Regions from separate parts of the Homo sapiens genome. Here region 1 is linked to region 2. Evidence: chromatin loops called from intact Hi-C (ENCODE). Cell type or tissue: PC-9. All regions are shown on one strand. Each heading gives the region's core, and the rest is flanking DNA. Links, peaks and the distances in the headings are about the cores only.

Region 1 (10,535 bases), core at 1,454-9,453, 860 kb before region 2:
AAACTCGATATTTAAGCCCTGAAGATACATTCTGTTTCATCAGGGATTTGTTTGAAGCCTGTCATAAGGCTGGCATGTTATCCCAGGTGGATCCTTTTCTGACCCCATCTGGCCTGCACCTAATGTCTCTGGAACTCTGGCTGTCTGCTACTTTTGTCAAAATCAGCTTGGAAAAGTCCTGAGGATTAGGATTGTTTCGAAAGAGTTGAAAAGGGAATGGATTAAGAGAAGGGATGCAGAATGATTTTAAGATAACAGGGCACCGCCAAGGCATGTTACCTACTGTGCGTTCCATCAGCTCTCCCGCCGATCTGGTCCGGTTCAGTATTGAAAGCCAGCAAGACAGAAAACCCTGAAAGCTCTGAAGTTCCAGGTGTGGGCCAGGTGCAGTGGCTCACACCTGTAACCCCAGCACTTTGGGAGGCTGAGGTAGATGGATTGCTTGAGGCCAGAAGTTCAAGACCAGCCTGGGCAACGTAGCAAAACCCTGTCTCTACAAAAAATCAAAAAAATTGCTGGGTGTGGTGGTGTGCGCCTGTGTTCTCAGCTACTTGGGAGCCTGAGGTGGAAGGATTGCTTGAGCCTGGGAGTTGAAGGCTGTAGTGAGCTTTGATTGCTCCACTGCACTCTAGCCTGGGCAACAGGGTGAGACCTTGTCTCAAAAACATTAAAATTTTTTTTTAAAAAGAAATAAATAAGGTTTAAAGAGTTGCTACTCTCCTGGGGTTGGCCGCTGTCAGGGGCCTTTCCCCTGGGCAGCATCCAGACCCCCATGAGTCATGGTGTTGACTCCCCCTGGGCATGGCAGCAGATGTCCCTGCCTGTGCCCTGGGAATGTGTGAATCTAAGTGTTGATGTTGTAAGGAGTTTCTTTGCTGGGCTTGATTTAAGAAGGCAGAACCGTCTTGAGCATGGACCATACTGGTGATGCCAGCAGCTTCTCCCACCATCTGGCTCAGCTGTACCACCCAGCACTGGGGTCACCCTGGGCGTGGCCTGAACCCCAGGACACACTCGTTTGTGGTGCTGGTGCTGACTGCCATCCTCACGTTTGTCTGCTCAGGGCCAGAGCCAAGGCCCTCAGGTTCTTGAGTAACTGGGCTGGTGGCTTTGGGAGTTTGTCACTTGTGGTGAGCATTTGCTCTTGGCTTCTGAATATACTGTGGATCATTGTCTGGGGGCGTTGGTCAGGCCAGGGCACTGCTCTTTAGTTTTTGAAACTTTCCTTCCTTTTCATGTCTTGAGGTTTGGTGCTTGGTTGATAGCACAGCTCGTGAGGGTGGATTTCCCCGGAGGAGCCGGAGTATGCAGCGGCCCCAGATTGGGTGGACAGCATCAGGGCCCTTGGCTTTCACCCGCTGCCTGGGATGCTGGTGGTGGGGACTGAGTTCTTTTCCTACAAGCTTGGTGGTTTGACGTTTCCCTCTTTCTTTTCCCTGTCTGAAGAATGGTGAGCTGATTTACGGCTGCAAAGATGCCCGGAGCCCCGTGGCTGACTGGAGCGAGCTTGCACACCACCTGAAGCCGTTCTTCTTCCCTTCCAACGGCCTGGCCAGTGGGCCCCACTGCACAAGGGCTGTGATCAGGGAGCTGGTGCACGTGATCACACGGGTGCTGCTGAGTGGCTCGGACAAGGGCCGGGCAGGCACCCTGAGTCCGGGGCTCGGGCCTCAGGGCCCGCGAGTCTGCGAAGCCAGCCCTTTCAGTAGGAGCCTTCGCTGCCAAGGTAGGGCCCAGCCTTCCCCAGGTAGGCGGTGGGGGCCGCAGGGGCCTTGGGACTCTGCAGTCCCCATGGGTGGCCAGGCGGTCAGCACAGCCTCCTGGGGGCTCTGGGGGATGCCACCTGGTTACGCCAGGGCTCCCAGCACGGGGCCTCGCTGCCTCTCACCCCCAGATGCAGACTCCCTTTCTTGCCTTTTATCTGCATCTGTAAATTGCAGGACACATTTGGGCTGTAGGATTTTCCCCCAGAATATCATCCATATGTTGTGGTCCTCTCTGGTTTGTTGAATGTTTTCAACCATGTTATATATCCTGTTGGATCCTCATTGCAACCCGGGGGACAGGTTTTCCTTGGCTTGTTCCTTAGACAGAGAGAATTGAGGCACAGAAATCCTGCAGGGCTGGGTCCTACCACAATGGGATGTCTTCACAAGTCTGGGGTGAAGACACAGACCCATGGGGCCTTTGGACTGCGGGACGCCTTCCTTGCAGACAGGAGCCGGGCCTGGCCGCTGCCACATGTCCTGACATCTCATGAGCTGACGCTGCCCGTGATTCTTGGCAGCCCATAGAGACCCCATGGTCTCTGGGAGCCTGAGATGGTTTGAAGACAGCAGTCCTGCTTGTGTGCAACCAGAAACCAACCCATACCCTAAGCCCTGCCTTATTATCTGTGCCAATTTTTTCTTTTGTTTTTTCAAGACAGGATCTTACTCTCTTACCCAGGCCAGAGTGCAGTTGTGTGATCTCGACTCACTGCAACCTCCACCTCCTAGGTTCAGGTGATTTTCCTGCCTCAGCCTCCTGAGTACAGGTGCGCACCGTTACACCTAATTTTTGTATTTTAGTAAAGACAGGGTTTCGCCATATTGGCCAGGCTGGTCTCAAACTCCTGACCTCAAGTGATCCGCCTGCCTTGGACTCTCAAAGTGCTAGGATTACAGGCATGAGCCACCATGTTTTCTCACTACAAATGAACTTTGTGGGGGTTTTTTTTTTCTTGTTATGAAAGTGATTCCTGATCATTTCAGAAAATTTTGTTAAAATTATGCCTATAATCTGGGCACATAATTGCTTTTAAGGAAGCCAACTGTGTCTGCAACGACAGATGGCACCAGTTGCTGAGGTGGTCTGGGGGCACCAACAGGAGGCGCCACAGCACCCCGGGGCTCCTGCAGACCTTTTTGGACATGGACACAGACAGGAGGGAGTGGAGCTGGGCCCTGGCTGCTGGGATGTGCAGTTTAAAACAATAAGATCATACTCTACATGTCATTTTGTAACTTGACTTTCTTTACTTAACTAGCATAAATCTGTATCTATATCATCACATATATGTTTTTTTTTTAAATTAATTATTTTTAAAGACAAGGTCTGTTTCTGTTGCCCAGGCTGGAGTGCAGTGGTGTGAACTTGGCTCACTGCAACCTCCACCTCCAGGGCTCAAGTGATCTTCCTGCCTCAGCCTCCTGAGTAGCTGGGACTACCGACACGCACTACCACGCCTAGTTAATTTTTGTATTTTTTTTTTGTAGAGATGGGGTTTCTCCATGTTGTCCGGGCTGGTCTTGAACTCCTGGGCTCAAGCAATCTGCCAGCATTGGCCTCCCAGAAAGTTAGGATTGCAGGCGTAAGCCACGGCGCCTGGAGATCACATGCATTTTGTTCTTTATTGACCATGCATGGATCTGCTGTAATTTTAACAAATCCCCTCTAGTTGGGCATGTGAACTTTTACTCCTGTTTCCCTGCATGTTGGCATTTTCGTGCCGGGTCCTAGTGAAATCTGCAGCTGACTACAGTTTTCCCCCTGCATGGACACCTTTCTTACTGTGTCTTTGCCTGTAGTTTGGTTCTTTGTGGGAGATGGTTGCTCCCTTCAGTGGCAGGAGATGATCTGGGACTTGGTACCTCCCAAGCTCACTTGGCACCCTGTACAGCACAGGTGCCAAACAACTGTGAGTGGCAAGTGGAGTTTTGTTTCTGCCTCTGTCCCTATGATATAACAGGTCCTTGTCAGTGGCTTTGACCCCTGTCTGTGGCTCTGTGTGGCTGGTTCTGAGCTCGTGCCTGTCGCCAGCCCAGGTCTTACCTGCCTCTCAGTGTGGGCTCATGGCTCTGGACTCTGCAGACAGTGTCCCAGGGTTTTCCTCCTTTAGTGGTCTTGCAGATTTAGGATGTCAGCAGGATCTTAGAAATTCCTTGCCTTGCAGTTGCAATGAGTCGAGATCACGCCACTGCACTCCAGGCTGGGCCACAGAGAGCAAGACTCTGTCTCAAAAAAAAAAAAGAAAAGAAAAAGAAGAAATTTTGTGACCTGACTTAAAATGAGGATTATGTCTAAACTTAGATCATAAAGTGACTTCCAGGGCTGTTGTGGTGGAATCTAAAGGACATTCTGAGAGTTGTGTTGGGAGAGGAGAGCCACGAGGCAGGACATGTGCATTTCTTGCTCCCTCCTTTGTGCTTGGCCTGGTGCATCCAGTGTGGTCCAGGCACGCTGCAGCTCCAGCAGCTCTGTGAGGCGGGAGCGTCATCTCGTCTGTCCTTAGTGCCAGTCCAGGGTGCAGTCCTTGCCTGTGGTGATGCCCGTATGGCGGAGCCCAGGATGAGCCCTGCGGTCTGCGCCGGCCTGTGTCTCCCTCCACGTTCTTTGATAATCAACATGCTCTCGTTTTCCCCTGATGTTCTCGGTAGGAAAAAACACCCCAGAGCGCTCGGGGTTACCGAAGGGCTGTCTTCTGTACAAAACCCTCCAGGTGCAGATGTTGGACCTGCTGGACATCGAAGGCCTCTACCCTCTGTACAACCGGGTTGAGCGATACCTGGAAGAGTTTCCCGAGGAGAGGTGAGGTCGGGCGGTCCCCCTGTTGGGCAGCCCTGAGAGGAGACTGTGGGAGTGGGCAGGGTAAGAATGCGCCTCCCAAGGCACAGCTTCCCAGGAGGATGAAGCATGCCGGCCACTTCCTACCCCAGTCCTCCGCTCCCAGGTGCCCAGGCCTGCTCTGGAATGTAGTGCCTTGTAAAGGAGGAACAGGGTCACTTGTTTCTAGAAAAGAAAGCACGTCTGTGACCTTGCTAATTCGAAACCCCAAGATGGGGCTGAGCCTGCAGAGGGCAGTGTTGCTCCACAGCTGAGCAGCGCTCCTGCAGGTCGTTCTGTGTCAGCCCAGCCTCTGTCCTGGGCTTTCACTGCGGGTCATTGGGGTCCACACCCGCGGTGTCCAGTCGGGGCCAGGATCCTCTTCCTTCCTCGCTGGTCTTCCTTGCATCTCTGACGCAGGATGCTACTTGTCATGAACAGGAGAAGGCTCAGCTTCAAGGCTCGCTGGTTCTGGTCTTGCTGAGTTCTGTTAAAAACCTTGATGTTTAACATGAGGGAGATAGATCTGTTATGTGTTTTTCAAAACAAAATGTGTGATGTTTAGTGGTGCTGGGCTTTGTAGACTGTTAGCAGTTTAAGAAACAACCTCCGTGCGGCTTTGTCATCCTGTTTTTATTGTGCTTTCTTCTTCAGAAAAACCTTACAAATAGATGGGCCTTATGATGAAGCATTTTACCAGAAGCTGCTTGACCTTTCCACTGAGGATGACGGGACAGTGGCCTTCGCGCTAACGAAGGTGGGCAGACCCATCCAAAAACTTGCTGTGTGATCCTTAGCTTCTTAGCACTAATCTGTTTTTTTGTTTTTTGTATTTTTTTTTCCATTACCTACCCCTGAGGTTTAAAGCAGAAAACTTGGGATCAAAAAGAAGTGGCTGAAGTTTCTCCCAGATGAACTGGGGCAGGTGGTGGTGCATTGAGGTTTTAAGGGGAATTTCCCTTGGTTGAGTTCTGCCCTGGCCCGTTCCTGGTGGGGTCAGGCCCCAGGGGCGGCCGATCTGCAACCCATCTGCATGCCTTCTCAGCAGCCCACAACAGGCTCTCTGCCAACTGTCCCTTGCTACAAGGCCCTTGCCAGGGTCCTGGGACCCCACCTGTGCCTCTGCCCTGCCCCTGGCTGTATGCGGGCGGCTTCCTTCCCTTAGAACCGAGGCCAAGGGACAGCCTGCAGGAGTCTCTTAGGGAAGAGGACTGGCCCTGTACTTCCTGGGTCTGTGAAATTCAGGGCTCCATGAGCTTGGATAGGAAAAAAATGGCATCTTCATTTTCACTAAGCTGTACCTGGAATTTAGCATTTCTTTCCATTACGAATGTGGCAATGAGCCTGTGGGTTCATCAGGACCCAGGAGTTTGCCACTAAGAGAATAAAAAAACAGACTTTCCGTCTCACACTGTAACTGCAGACACTTTGAGATGTGGTTTATTCATCACTGCATTAAATGTTACATATTACTACGGAATACATTTGTTTTTAAAAATATTTTGGCTCAGCACTTTGGGAGGCTGAGGTGGGAGAATTACTTAAAACCAAAAGTTGGAAGCCAACCTGGTCAACATAGTGAGACGCCCATCTCTACAAAAGAAAAATTAAAAAATTAGCTGGACGTAGTGGCGTGTGCCTAGAGTCCCAGCCACTTGGGAAGCTGAGGTAGGAGGATGCAGTCAAGGCTGCGGGGAACTGTGATCATACCGCTGTGCTCCAGCCTGGGTGACAGAGCAAGCCCCGTCTCAAAAAAACATTTTTTTTTTTTTTTGGTATTTTACATTTCTGCCACCTGTATTTTATATTACACATTTTAAAATGTTATCCTGGGCCGGGTGTGGTGGCTCACGCCTGTAAACCCAGCACTTTGGGAGGCTGAGGCGGGTGGATTATGAGGTCAGGAGATTGAGACCATCCTGGCTAACATGGTCAAACCCCACCTCTACTGAAAATACAAAAAAATTAAGCAGGCGTGGTGGCAGGCGTCTGTAGTCCCAACTACTTGGGAGGCTGAGGTAGGAGAATCACTTGAACCTGGGAGGCAGAGATTGCAGTGAGCCAAGATTGCACCACTGCATTCTAGCCTGGGCGACAGAGCGAGACTCCATCTCATAAAAAAAAAAAAAAAAGTTATTCTGAGAGAGGCCCATAGGCTTTACTAGGCTGCCAAAGCCTTTACAGGACAATAAGCAGTGAGGAAACCTGTTCTGGAGCGAGCTGGCGCTCCTCCCCACATGTGCATGCACCGCTGCCTGGAGCCCTGGGACCCACTTGCCCTGTCCCGTTGACATGTCTGTGGCTCACATTTGGGAGAGAGCCCTCAGTGCTTTCTTTAACTGGGGCTGCAGCTGTCTGTTTTGAGGAGAACTGAGGATGTCTGGTAAAGCCTCAGGTGAGGCTCTGACGCAAAGGGCCACAGGGATGTTAGCAGAGGCCCAGGGCAGAGTTGTCATCCTGGTGAGGAGAGTTCCAAGTGGAGCCCTGGGGTGAGAAGAAAGCAGTGGCACCTGCCTCGTGCTGTCTGCCAGTTGGGTACGTTGATTTAGGTATAAACAGCAGTGTGGCGGGTTTTTTCCTAAGAGAAGAAACAGGACTTTATTTCCTTTTTATGTATTTCTGTATTTTTCAGTTTTCCACAAAATAAGTATGGATTACTTTTTAATTTTACTTTAATCTTTTAACCTGATATGTAAATGTAGTGTTGTAAGCAGCTAAAGCAGACATTACTTAACTAGCAGAAGGGCTAAAATAAAGACACTGAAACAACACCAAATGGAGGTGCAGAGAAACTGGATCTCTCATCTGTTGCTGATGGGGATGGAAAATGACACAGTCACTCCGGAAAACAGTTTGGAAGGTTCCTACACACTAAACACGCAATTACCCTGTACTTGTGCTCCTGGGCATTTATCCCAGAGAAATGAAGACTGACACTCACCAAAAAACCTGTACAGAAATGTTCACAGCAGCCCTTTTTGTAACAGCTAAAAACTGGAAACCACCCACATGTCTTTCCACGGTGACCTCCAGCGGGTCAGACAGACTGTGCATTCATACCACAGAACTCTGCTCAGCACCAAAAAGGAACAGACTCTTGCTAAACAGCCCAGGTGGACCTCCAGGGGGCTTTGTTGGTGACGAAAACCAATCTCCAGAGGTCACACTGAATGATTCTGTGTGTATAACATCCTTGAATGGCAAAGATTTGTGGTTGCCAGGGGTTGGCAAGGAGGAACAAGGGAGGTAGATGTGGTTATAAAAGGTCAAACCAGGGGATCCCTGTGGTGATCAGACTGTTCTGTATCTTGACTGTGGTGGTGGATGCATGAACCTACGTGTGATCACACACACACTCTCATACACACTCGCATATATGTAAAACCCGAGATATCTGAATAAGATTGTGGATTGTGTCAGCATCACTCACCTTGCTGTGATATTGTAGCTTTGCAAGATGTTACTGGTGGGAGAAACGTGGCTTGAGGTCTTTCCGTGCTGTCATAGAAGGGCCTGCCCTTTTTCTCTTGTAGGAAGTTAGCTTCTGGTAATTGAACCTGAAGAGGGTAGTTGTGAAGCTGAAGCTGAGGAGTAGGCTGAGGACATTCCTTCCTACACAAAAGTTCTTGCACTCATATTGTTTATCTAATTGAACCCTGTGGGCCGGGTACGGCAGCTTACGCCTATAATCCCAACACTGTGGGAGGCTGAGGCAGGTGGATCAGTTGAGACCAGCCTGGCCAACATGGCAAAACTCTGTCTCTACTAAAAATACAAAAATTAGCCAGGCATGGTGGTGCATGCCTGTAGTTCCAGCTACTTGGGAGGCTGAGGCAGGAGAATCGCTTGAACCCGGGAGGTGGAGGCTGCAGTGAGCCAAGATTGCACCACTGCACTCCAGCCTGGGTGACAGAGCGAGAGTCCATCTCAAAAAAAAAAAAAAAAAAAATTGAACTGTGTACCGCTGAAGAAAAGAGGGAATATTGTCTTCATTTCAGTGCTCAGGAGACTGAAGCCCCCAATAACTCTTGCTTTTGTCTGTTGTGTAGTATCTGGTAGCAGGGGTCAGCAGACATTTGTAATGTCTGGTCCCTGTTGCAGGTACCCGGCCTGGCCACTGTAGCTCAAAAGGAGCCATGGAGAAAACATGAGTGGGGCTGAGTTCCAGGAAAACAAAAACAGGAGGTGGTGGGCTGCATTTGGCCCCCAGCCCATAGTTTTTTGACCTCTGTGTACTTTTACTTATTAGTTTTTTTTATGTCATTTTTTGCTCTATGTGTTTGGAAGTTACTCCTGTTTCTCTCCCTTTTGTGGTGTCTTGTCCAATTTGATCCTGCATATTTAAAGTCTAATCAGTTATTTCATACTCCCAGTCCACACACAATATAAGGACTTGGGACACTTAATTCCAGTTGTCTCTCCAAACTTATGTGCAGTATTGTTCTGTTTGTCTTGGTATTTTTTTTTTTAGTCATAATTTAGAGTATTATTTTACACAGATGTTTAGATTTATCCATGTGTTTTTCCATATCACTGCCTAACATTCTTGTAGCTTAGCTATTTCTCCATTTTCCTTCTTTTCTGTAACAACTTTATTGAGGTGTAATTTATATACCATACAGTTTACCCACTGAAAGTGTTCAGTGCAGCGGTTTTGACTGTATTGAAAGATACGTGCAATCATCAGCACAGTTGATTTTAGATTTTCATCACTTCAGTAAAAACCCTGTACCCTTTAGCTATCGTCCCATTGTCTCCCCATGACCCCCAGCCTTAGGCAACTACCTGTCTACTTTCTATCGCTGTAGACTTGTCTCTTCCAAATATTGCATATAAACAGAGTCATTGAATGTGTGGTCGTTTGTGGCTGGCTTCTTTCACTTAGCCTGATGTCTTCAAGGTTCATCCATGTTGTAGCATGCATCAGTACTTCATTCCTTTACATGGCTCAGTAATAGTCCATGGGGTGGACATATCCATTCATCCATTGATGGACATTTGGGTTGTTTCCTCTTTTTGGCTATTATGCTCAATGCTGTTATCAATATTTGGGTACAGGGTTTTTTTGCATGGATGTGCGTTTTCACTTTTCTGGGGTAATATGCCTAGGAGTGGAATTGCTAGGTCCAGTGGCACTTTTATGTTTAAATTTTTGAGGACCTGGGCAGACTTTTCCAAAATTGCTGTACGGTTCGATCTTCCCACCAGCAGTGTATGAAGTTGTCTTTATTTTTTTCCCATCTTCAGCAACACTTGTTATTACTTGTCCTTTTGATTTTAGCCGTCGTCGAGAGTGTGCAGTGGTATCTTGTAGTTTTGATTTGTATTTCCCTGAAGACTAAGAGCATCTTTTCATGTGCTTGTTGCCCACTTATATATCTTTTTCAGAGAAATGTCTATTCAGATCCTTTGCCTACTTTTTTTTTTTTTTTTTTGAGATAGAATCTCTCTCTGTCACCCAGGCTGAAGTGCAGTAGTGCAATCTCAGCCTCCTGAGTAGCTGGGACTAACTATAAGTGCACACCACCATCCCTGGCTAATTTTTTGTATTTTGTTAGCGACAAGGTTTCACCATGTTGCCCAGGCTGGTCTTGAACTCCTGAGCTCAAGTGATCCACCCACCTCGGCCTCCCAAAATGCTGGGATTACAGGTGTGAGCCACCGTGCCCAGCCCCCTTTGCCTACTTTTTAATAGTGTCATTTATCTTGAGAATTCTTTGTATATTCTGGCTACTAGACCCTTATCAGATACATGATTGGCAAATATTTTCTCCTATTCTGTTGGTTGCCTTTTTACTTTCTTGGTAATATCTTAGATGCACAAACATTTTTAATTTTGTTGAAGTACAGTTTAGTTTTTCTTAGGTTGTTCATACTTTTGGTGTCATATCTAAGAATTCATTGCTAAATAAATCTAAGGTCATGAAGATTTCCCATGTTCCCTTTTAATA
Region 2 (10,535 bases), core at 1,475-9,474:
GATTACAGGCGTGAGCCACTGTGCCTGGCCTGGTTATATAATTTCTAATTCTTCAGAATCTGCACCTCCAGCTATTGCAGGCCTGATGTGACTCTCTTAACAGCAACCGGGCATCATCCCTATCAACAGTGAACCCTTTCACTTTGGCCATTCTGTAGACACCAATTGGTTCAGCCTGGAATATACAAGACATTCATAAAGTGCTTCCAAGAATATGCTACAAATTCCTGCTTAAGAGCTGATGTCTCCATGCCAATGACAATTCCTGTAGGACTCAGCTGAAAAATCCAACATTTTCCAAAATGTTTTAATTTCTAAATATTTGCCAGCATGCTGTATAAATCATTGAATAACATATTAAATCCAGTGAATCTGTGTCAGATTCTGTTCATAGGGTTAGGGTGCATACTTGGCTTTGAGGCCATTTACCAGGGATTGCATCATTAAGAATGTAAAGTATTGGCCAGGCACGGTGGCACGGTGGCTCATGCCTGTAATCCTAGCACTTTGGGAGGCTGAGGTGGGTGGATCATTTAAGGTCAGGAGTTCGAGACCAGCCTGGCCAACATGGTGAAACACTACCTCTACTAAAAATACAAAAATTAGCCGGGCGTGGTGGTGGGCACCTGCAGTCCTAGCTACTTGGGAGGCGGAGGCAGGAGAATCGCTTGGACCCGGGAGGCAGAGGTTGCAGTGAGCTGAGATCCCACCACTGCACTCCAGCCTGGGCAACAAGAGCGAAACTCTGTCTCGAAAAAAAAAAAAAAAAAAGAAAAGTATAAGTGTTTGGAGGTAGAATGTTTTATGCAGTTCTACTTGTGAGCCTTGGTTTTAAGGGATTGAACAAGGTGATGGAAATGTGTAATTGTTCTTCAGTAAGCTTTTTACTTTAGTTTTAGATTTATAGAAAAGTTGTGATGACAGTACATAGAGCCCCCACACACCCCACACCCAGTTTCCCCTATTGTTAACACCTTACCTTGGCATGGTACATTTGCCCCATAATACGGGTGCATTATTCTTGACTAACGTTCACACTATTCATTTTCCCTTAGTTTTTACCTAATATCCCTTTTCTGTTCCAGGGTCCTGACCAGGATACCACATTATATTTAGTCTTTGCTTCTAGAGTGTCATGTGTGTTTTTGACATGGATAAAACTAGATATTGAATGTGTCATTTCATTATACCAGCCACACTTAAATTTTTGTTTCATATTAAATGTTTTCCTCTCTTTAAAAAGTATCAAAAAACTAAAAGAAGCTTATAAATCACTACTCCCCTACTCATCTACCCAAGGGTTGAGTTTCCCTCTGGCTTCACCTCGCCACTCTGTGATGTTTTTACAGTGAAAATGACCCAGGTCCAGCGGAGAAAAGTCAGGGCACTGTGCCTGTCATACGGATGACATTCTTGATGGTCATGTAGGGCACACTTAAGAGCATTTTACCCAAACGGAGGACGTGTGGGTTTGGCTAGAGTAGTGTCCTCATATTCAGGAGAAAAATATATTGAAGTCCTGAAGAGTCAGGACAGATGAATCTCCTCTCAGAATCTCTTTTCTGATGGTCCAGAAGGCCACGTGGCCTCTTCTCTTGCTCCTCCAGCTAAATCCAGGCAACTAACGAGGACAGGGACCTTGCCTGGTGAGCTCATCATCTAGCTGGGGTGCAAGGGTGCCTGCACCAGGTGAAAACCGAAAAGGCCTTTATGTAAAGAATGACTCAGGACAGGCACCGAGGAGATGTTGCAGGGCGCACGACCGTGATCATTCACCAGCCATATCGGGTTGGCAGTCACCACCAAGGCAAGTTGTGGTGTTGTGAGGTTGTCACAAAGTCATTCGGTCAGGAACGATGATAGCCCATTAGGTGCAGAAGCACGTGCTCAGTATGTGTACCCATTGCAACATCCGTTGTGGTGGCCCCTAAACTGGCCAAGTTGAAAGTGTTCCCTGATCCTGCGAGTCACCAGCCATTCCTCCCAGCTTGTGTGCAGCAGGAGTGAGGGCATGTGCAGGTCTCCTTACCAGGCCAGCCTGGCTGCTCCTAAATTGCCCCACCTTGGGAGCAGCAATCCTAGTAGCTCTGGCATTTTGGGGTAGTTCCTCCCTTTCATACTTCAGTCATCTCTGCGGCCTCATGTATGTTTTCCACATCCCCTTCTCCTTGTGGAGACAGACCCCCCGAGTCTGGGAAGTGGTCTGAGTGAGCCAAATTAATGGCCTTGTTTACTAATCCCGTGGTACAGCATGCTTTCTTCTTTTTTTTTCTTTTTGCTACTACAGGGCATGCATTTTGAAAAGTATAATTATAAAATTGATGCTTGTTTAGAATACTGCATATTATATGATTTCATTTATAGAAAATGTCCAGAATAGGTAAATCCATAGAGACAGCAGATTCGTGGTTACCAGGGGCTGAAGGAGACAGGATAGAGTTGGCGGGGGGATGACTGCTAATGGGAATGAGGTTTTTTGGGGAGATGATGAAATGTTCTGGAATTTCATAGTGGTGATCGTTGCACAACCTTGAGAATGTACTGAAAACCACTCAATTGCACACTTTAAAATGGTGAATTTTATAGTGTGTGAATTATGTCTCACACACCATTAAAAAATTGATACTTGTTCACAGTAGAGCCATTTAAATGGAAATAAAAGAAATTTAAATTACCTATAATTCCAGATAACTAATAATAACATTTTGATGATGATGATGATGATGATGGGGTGTGTGTGTGTGTGTGTGGCAGTTTTGTTGTTATTATTTCCATGTTTTGTTTATTTTGGAGGAAAGGTGGTATTCTTAGCTCTTTTTACGGGTTAGGAGAAACCCTATTGGGTTCTGCTGAAAACACTGAGCCCTGTTTTCACTTGTACCCATTCTACTAGTTCACATACTTCCTGTCACATTTTGCTTATTGACTTTAGAAGGCTGCAGTATCTGGAGTGAGCCCAAACTATGTAGTATAGGAAGATAACACTTTAAAATTTCGAAATATAAGTGGTGTCTTAGTTTCTCAGATTAGCAATAACAACCTAGTTTTGTTGAAACTTAAAGTGTCAGTTCTAAAGATCTCGTGATTGGACATGCTGAGTTTATTAACCACATTTGACTGGCAGAGGAAGTGAAATTTCCACACGTGAAAATGCCTCCATTTCTGAATTAGAAGCTGACTTGGGAAGAGCTAGGACTCTTTTCCACAGGGAAATTGGGCTAGTGAAGCTTATTTTTCTTTGGGGTATGTATTTATTTGAGTGTTTCAGACCATTTGTCAATTTCTAAGCAGTTAATAATTTTTGTCTCTTTTCGATGTGTGTATATAGTGCAAGTATGTTTGATTTCATGTGGTCTCTCTACATTTAAACAGTGCTGAGTGATGGTGTGTGTAATGTGCTGATGTAAAATTTCAAATCCAAACTGAAGTCTTTAATACTTCAGCAGAAGTCCATGGACTGCCTTGCATAGCTGATGTCAGCCTCTGTTATGTAGCAGGAGGTGCTTCTGTCTGGGTTTCCATGATGGGACCACTCGTCCTCCCCCAGGGGTGCAGCACCAGCTGTCCCCATGTGGTTTACCTATTGTTGAGGAAGAGTAAAATGCATGCAACTGTTAACCTGAGGAAGAATGGTAGGATTGCCCCGGGAGAGGTGTATGGTTTGCAGGGAGACTTAGAGAATAGAAACTTTTCTTCTAAATGGCTGGTCATGGACATTTTATGAAAGATGGCTCAGGGCTTGGCTTTTGGGGACGGGTAAATTTGGACTAGAAATGATAGGAAGAATGGAAGTGAAAAGCCACAGCGCCCATTTATGTCCTTTACATTGTGGGGTGGGTACTTGGCTGCTGCCAGTGGGTCTGGGGATGGGGAGGGGAATGAGTTGCTTAAGAAATTCTCCAACTCTGAATTTATTACCCAGTTACCAGGACCTCCATCTGGAGGGCAGTCTGCGGCATCTGGCTACAGAAGTGTTTGATTTTGCCAGCCAGTGCTTTGGTTTCTTTCTCTCCCTCTCCTTCCCGCTCTCTGTCCCTCTCTGAATGAAGCCCAGGCTCCACTGACTTATTTCCATACCTGTGTTGCAAAGCCCCCGCATTTGCTATTCTTGTGATAAGCTTCAAAATCACTTTTACTGTTACATCATATCTTTATATCACTATAAAATCCCTCTAGAGGTTACCATAATGTCTTATCCCTCTGTGTTTTCTACAAATACTGGGTAGTTTTGCTAGAATGCTGTTGTCTTTGCATAAGAAGCAAATTAAAGGCTCCTGAAAGGAAAACTTGTTTAATACCTATCCTGGTTTCTTTTTCCCAGGTGAAGTGGAGGTTCTGGATCCGAACGACCCTTTAGGACCCCTTGATGGGCAGGACGGCCCGATTCCAACTCTGAAAGGTGAGCTGGGACATGCAGGTGCTCTCCATGTCCTCCAAATGCCCTGTGCTGAGGCTCATCTTGCACTGCCATTGCCTGAAGGAAGGCGCTGGGGGTCCTCTGGCCCCTTGGTGCCCCCTGGTGGTGGGTATGGTGGAATGCCACCTTGATTCCTGTGTTTCTTGACTTGGAGGGCATTGAGGGCCTGTTGGGGCCACAGGTGGGAGGTGACACGCAGGGAGGCATGGGTGGACAGATGGCGGCCTGGCAGATGGGGAAAGGGCCTGAGCGGAGCCTTAGGAGCTGGATTCCTGTTGCATGTGACTCCAGAGGTGTGTGTACGTCTCAGTGGGCAGATGGACGGCCCTCCTCCTCCCAGCCACCTGGAATTCTGTCTTGTGGCTTCAGTTCTTCCCCTGGGCCTGTGGTCAGAGCCATGCTCACTTGGCACACCTTGCAGGAATGCACCATAGATTTGTAGGGTCAATAGAACAAGTTTCCCCCGGATGCAGACCTGTGGCTTGAGGAACTGACGTGTTTGCTAATGCATATAGTGTTACCCCATAGCCACAGATAGCCTGTCTCAGTCAGCTCAGGCTGCCTTAGCAAGCACCACAGACCAGGAAGCTGAAACAACACACACACTTCCTAGTTCTGGAGGCTGGAGGTCCAAGATCAAGGTGCCAGCACAGTTGGGTTCTGGAGAGGACCCTCCTCCTGGCTTGCAGGCAGCTGCCGCCTTGCTGTGTCCTCTTACGGTGGAGAGACAGAGGTCTGTTTGATTCTCTTCTCATAAGGACACTATTCCTGTCATGGAGGCCCCGCTGAAACCGACCCAATAGTCCTATAGGCGGTTCTTTGGGATAAACAGAGAAATTGACCCTTCTGGTCTTAAAGTTTGAAACTTACATTTGTTTTATCTTGACTTCCTTCTTCAGGAAAAGGATGCCCAGACCCCTCAAAAAAGTATCGAATCATGCTTCTCCAGGCCCTCCTTCATCATGTCTGCTTCCTTACCCCTCCCTAGTTCCTGTTTTCTCACACATAGTTACATTTCTTCTCTGATGTATAAACCCCAAATTTTAGTCCATTGGGGAGATGGATTTGAGACTGAGTTCTCATCTCCTTGGCTGCAGCACCTGATTAAAGCCGATTAAAATCCTTTTCCTTGGCACTGCTTGTTGTTTCAGTGATTGGCTTTCTGTTTGGGGAGCAGGAGGACCTAGACCGAATCCCGGTGTTTTCATAACACCCCCATCATGACCTCATCTAATCCTAATTACCTTCCAAAGGCCTCACCTGCAAATATCATCACATTGAGGGATAGAGCTTCAACTTATGGGTTTGGGGGGCACCACTGCTCAGTCCATAACAATCAACTGCCAGAACAGCCACTTTATTTCTGTCCAATCTACAGAGTGGCTCTGCACAGCTTCCTCATGGAGGTCAGTTGTTTAAAACCAAGAGCAGGTGGAGCTCTGCCCAGCATGCAGGGTGGCAGTGAGGCTGGTGCCTGGTGCTTGGAGGCTTAAGAGGATTCCATCCTCTGTAGGATGTTAAATGTAGTAAACGCATGCTCTGAAAGCTTGTTTAGTACACTGGCCTTGGGGACCACATTTCCTTAGGAAGAAAAATAGTTTTTGTTGGTTAGATTCTCAACTTCTTTCTCAAAAGCCTGACTTAACCCACAGTGCAGACAGACCACAGATACTTACTGATTGTCCCCATAGCTGGCTCTGCGCAAGATCCTAGGACGTGTTGGCTGAACTGTGCTCTCTGCTGTGTGGATTTTACAGGTCTGGGGAAAGGCAAGCTGTCAGGTCATGATAAAATTCTGAGTTGTGGCCAAGTGGCCTAAAGGAAGAGATCAGGTTTTGGGAGGGTAGAAGAGGAACACATCTCTTGATCTGGGCACAGATGGTTGTGCTGAGATCTGAAGAGTGGACACTGGCCAAGTGAAAACGAGAGGGAAGTGTGTGCGAAGCCCAGTGGGGGCCCTGGGTCAAGCGGGACTTGGTGTCATGGTGGTACCGCAGGGGAGATGCCTGGCTTATGGGCTGGGGCAAGGTGGAGGTCAGAGTCAGCCGGGGTTGAACCCATGAATCTCAATAGGGCAGCTGGAAGGCTCTTGAAATTCAAGTCAGTTAGAATAAATAAAATTACGATTTCAGTTCCTTGGTTGTACTAGCTACATTTCAGTTTGGCAAGAGGCTCCCACAATGGGTAGCACAAATCTAAAACGTTCCAGTATCACGGAAAGTTCATGGGGCAGCCCTGGGCTACGCCCTGCACAGCACTTTAGGTCCTGGAATTTGTGTTTGATTGTCGGTTGTTGAGGGCGTCTGGTGTCGGGGGTGGTGCAGTTTGATTTACTCTGTGAAAAAATCACACGGCAGCTGTGAAGCACGGTTTGAGGAGAAGCAGAGGATGCAGTTGAGGGGGAGGGGGCGAGTGATGAGAAGCAGACAGGCCATATTAACGGCCGAGAATCCAACTTGAGTCATTCCATAGACTCTGATATTTCCTTGGGAAAATGTATTGCAGTCCTTTGTTTCAGATGCGCTGCAAACCTCTCACCCGGGGGCTTCCTTGTGGGCCTGGGGCGGGGCTGTGCCAAGGCTTCTGGAGCAGAGGGCTGCAGGGGCCCTGGGACTGCATGTGGGATGGGAGCTGTTCTTTAAGTGGAGTGATCACAAATAACCCTGCGAGGCAGAAACAGCTGCATATTCATGATGCACTTAGGAAGATGCATTTGCTTATCAAGGTGAAAAAATGACCATCAGATGAAATTTGACAGAAAATTTTATTCCCTGGATGCTGCAAGCTCCTGGCATTTATAAGTCAAATTCAGTGCTCTAAGGTAGGATTCTCTCAGTTCCATTTCTGGGAGTGGAGCAACTTCTCAAGCGTAGAATAGAATGCTTTCTACCGTGCTTTTTGTTTGTTGGGATTTGATAATCTCTTGACTTTTTTGTTGTTGTTGTTAACCCACAAGTGAATGGTTTAAAAACCATGTGTGTTCAGTGCGTTCCCATGACCGAAAGGAGTTGATTGATTACAGAGTTTGGAAGTTTGCCTCGGACCTGTCCAGAGCACAGAAACACGGACGCTAAAGGTGGCCCGTCAAGTGGGCACATCTGTACATACATGCATGTTTATGAAAGGGTAGTACAAAAAGAAAGCAAAGAACCACAGAAGGCCGGGCTGCCTTTCTTTGCAGTAGCAGGATAGAGTAGTATAGTATCACAGTTCTGAGCCTGGGTTTGCAAGAGGATGGGCCTGGATAAATGGTGGCTTCACCCTTCCCCCTGGGGTCAGGGCCTTGGGCATGGCACTGCTCTCAGCACAGTTTCAAGATGGGAGCACCCCCAGCATAGGCGGGATGAAAGGGCTTGCTCAGTTCACTGCAAGCACCTAGAAACAGTAGCTGATGCTGGCGCCATTTGTTAGCATCACCATCGTGATGATTGGTGGATCATCAGCACTCTTAGCGGGACAGGATCTGTAGTGAACTGCCCCCCAGAAGTCTCAGGGTAGGGGCCCCAATCTTTCCCTTGCTCATGAATTATCTGGTCCTGTAGTGTGATTTTACTTCCTTTTGAGTTCTTGCTCCTGCACAAATGGAGACTCACTCCACCCGTCCTTCTACTCCTGGCCCCTTCCTTATATGATTAGTAATAGAAGGAGTCGGCCTGGCAAAGCCAGACTCATTCTTCCTGCACGTTTTTGCTCATAGAGCTTCTGGGAATGTCACGCTTGGCCACATTTGGCCTAATCACATGTATAATCATAGCTGAATGTACTATATTAGCTATTTATTTAACCCAATCATCAGTCATGATGTATAAACATCTGCAAAATCACTGGCAGGTGACATTGGCCTGTGGACCAGTTCATCAGTGATATGACAGCTTTACCTTTGGCCAAGCAAAAGCGAATCTAAGAATTAGCTGGAAAATGTGTTTTTGTTCAGATGTCCTGGGTCAGTATTTGGCATGAAGCTTATATTTGGTAGATGGTATCGAGAGAGAGAGAGAGAAGAGAGAGAGGAGAGAGAGAGAGAGACAGAGAGAGAGATTCTCAGAGCAAAAAGCCTATATAGAGAAAATGAGCACTAAGGATGTTGTGATTTACAGATGAAAAGTTTGCCTTCAGTTTTCATATGCCAAAGTACTGTCATTGTTTAAGACTGCAGGCGACTGTAGGACTTGGTTATAACCGGGTTAACATGTGAGTGAATATTTAACAGAGCTTTGTCTTCGTTGTTACATTAGACGTCCAGGAGACATACACACATACATGCTTTAGAATTATCATTCTGTTACTTACAGAGGCTTATATCTGACCTAGAAACCACATGCTCTTTCGTTCCAAGACTGTGTTTTAAATGCACATGGAATACAGCTTGTGTTTTGAAAGATCAGTACTTTGGAATGTTTGTGGGAAGTGGATAATTTCTGAAGGCTGGGGCGGGGTGATGTGGGCTCGCCCGTCTGCTGGCCTCCTGTTCTGGCTCAGCCAAAATAGACCCGGCGAGCTGTGTCTCTCGACTTCAGAGAAGAGCTGCTCCTCGTCCACACTGCAGCCAGCAGGGGGATTCCTGACTTTGCCCATATGAGGTTGTGTTGCAATTATAGGTGATCTCAAGTGGATTCTAAATAACAGGGTAGTGAAACCAGTGCCTGGGTTACTAGGCTGTTCCCTGCTATTTGTGCCATGTCAGGCTGTGGTGCTGAACTAAAATTTCCTTGGAAAGAGAAAACAAAGCAGTCAGCAGAGCTCCCTGAGCTGACATGGAGACCATGCCTATTGGTCTCTGTTTACCAAGCATCAGTTTCCCAGTTCATGTAGGTCATATCGGCCGAATTATTGTGTGTGCTTCTGGTTTATTCTGGAACTCCTGGCATGCGTGCCTGTGTGTACGTATGATAGTTTGTTAGGTTTAACATAGAGTGAGGGTCTCCAAGGCTAAAAGGGTACAAATGAAAATGGGATCATCCCTGCAAACATAGTCAGCATAAAGTCTGTCAGGCTTGTTATTCACAACTTGGGCTCAGCATCAGGATGTGCCATGCAACTCTGCTAGGTGTGTCTCCTCTGGCCAGGGACCCCACAGAAAGTTACTTTTCAGGCTCCAGTTTCTGAATCTACAGACTGGGCATGATGAATGTTAGTTGTTCTGAGCGTGCACAGAGATGGCAGTTGTGTGTCAGCTGCTGGGTGCACGCCTGGTTCCAGGAGGCAATAACGTTGTTGTGCCTGGGCTTGTTGTTTCCTTAGAATACGGAAGACACTCCCTGGAGTGGGTGTGCTCCAGGTGCCCAGACCAGAATGTGAGAGGCACCCTGCCCCCGCCCATACCGAGTGAGGCTGGGGTGGGCCCCCGTGCTGACCGCCAGCAGGCGAGCCAGGGTAAAGATTATGAGGAATGTCCTCCTGCCAGGTGATTGTAGCCTGTCCTCAGAATTCTTTTCATCTTGAGAACATAAAGATTGAACACAGAGGTGACGCTTAGGTTTACCAGATACCCACAAGGGGTACTCAGGCACAAATAAGGATGCACAGGGGAGCGTGGTGCAGTCCCCAGGGCCACCATGAGGGCATCCCCCTGCAGCAGACTGCTCTGTTATTCCTTAATAATTTCCCTGCAAAGAGAGAAAGTACAGGGTCTAGACACATAGAACAATAAAGAGAAAATAACGTGAAGAGTACGGTGCAGCAGAAATGCACATGGAACTGCTGGTGGTCTGGATGTCCAAGGCGGTACTCGGATGGGCACGGGGGGTTTCTGGGAGGATGTGGCCCCTGAACTGAGGCTTCTTGCATTCAGCAAGTATTTACCGAAGCCCACAGCATGCTGGGCGCTCAGAGTCTCTGAAAACGTCCCAGTATGAGGCGGCGTGGTCTCTGCCCCTCCGGGCTCTCTGAGTGTCTTTCTAAATGGGAGAAGCAAGTGTGGGAACCACAGGAGGACCTCAGATCATGAAGGTACTGGAGGGAGGCGGGGCCGGGACGGGAGTGAGCGGTGCTGGCTGTCACAGTTGGGGTGGTCGAGAGGCTGAGCCCCACTGAGAGAGGACGTAGGGGCAATGGCTGGCAAAGGCCCCACAGCTCAGGATGCTCCAGGCAGGAGGCGGGCGTGGGAGAGGAAGGGAAC

Evidence for each region. Hi-C counts contacts between places; a loop is a spot of excess contacts. Peaks named below come from ENCODE experiments on the same cell type or tissue, not always from the same donor. Only the 100,000 strongest peaks of a DNase experiment are listed, where the experiment ranks them.
Region 1: it touches region 2 in a loop (6-fold over the local background); 3 of 110 quality-filtered maps call a loop at or near these places.

Annotation. Positions count from the first base shown.
Region 1 is chr9:92,629,192-92,639,726 of GRCh38, reverse strand. IPPK (inositol-pentakisphosphate 2-kinase) reads left to right here. Exons shown (of 13, transcript NM_022755.6): 9 at 1,447-1,726; 10 at 4,419-4,569; 11 at 5,239-5,341. Among named protein-coding and RNA genes, the nearest start is that of IPPK, 36 kb to the left of the region's middle. In PC-9, for the core only: CTCF peaks have their summits at 4,635 and 4,835 (motif pointing right); no DNase peak of the experiment used is centred there.
Region 2 is chr9:91,769,605-91,780,139 of GRCh38, reverse strand. ROR2 (receptor tyrosine kinase like orphan receptor 2) reads left to right here. Exons shown (of 9, transcript NM_004560.4): 2 at 4,322-4,399. Among named protein-coding and RNA genes, the nearest start is that of MIR3910-2, 140 kb to the right of the region's middle. In PC-9, for the core only: CTCF peaks have their summits at 4,301 and 4,501 (motif pointing left); no DNase peak of the experiment used is centred there; H3K27me3 peaks cover 6,779 bases.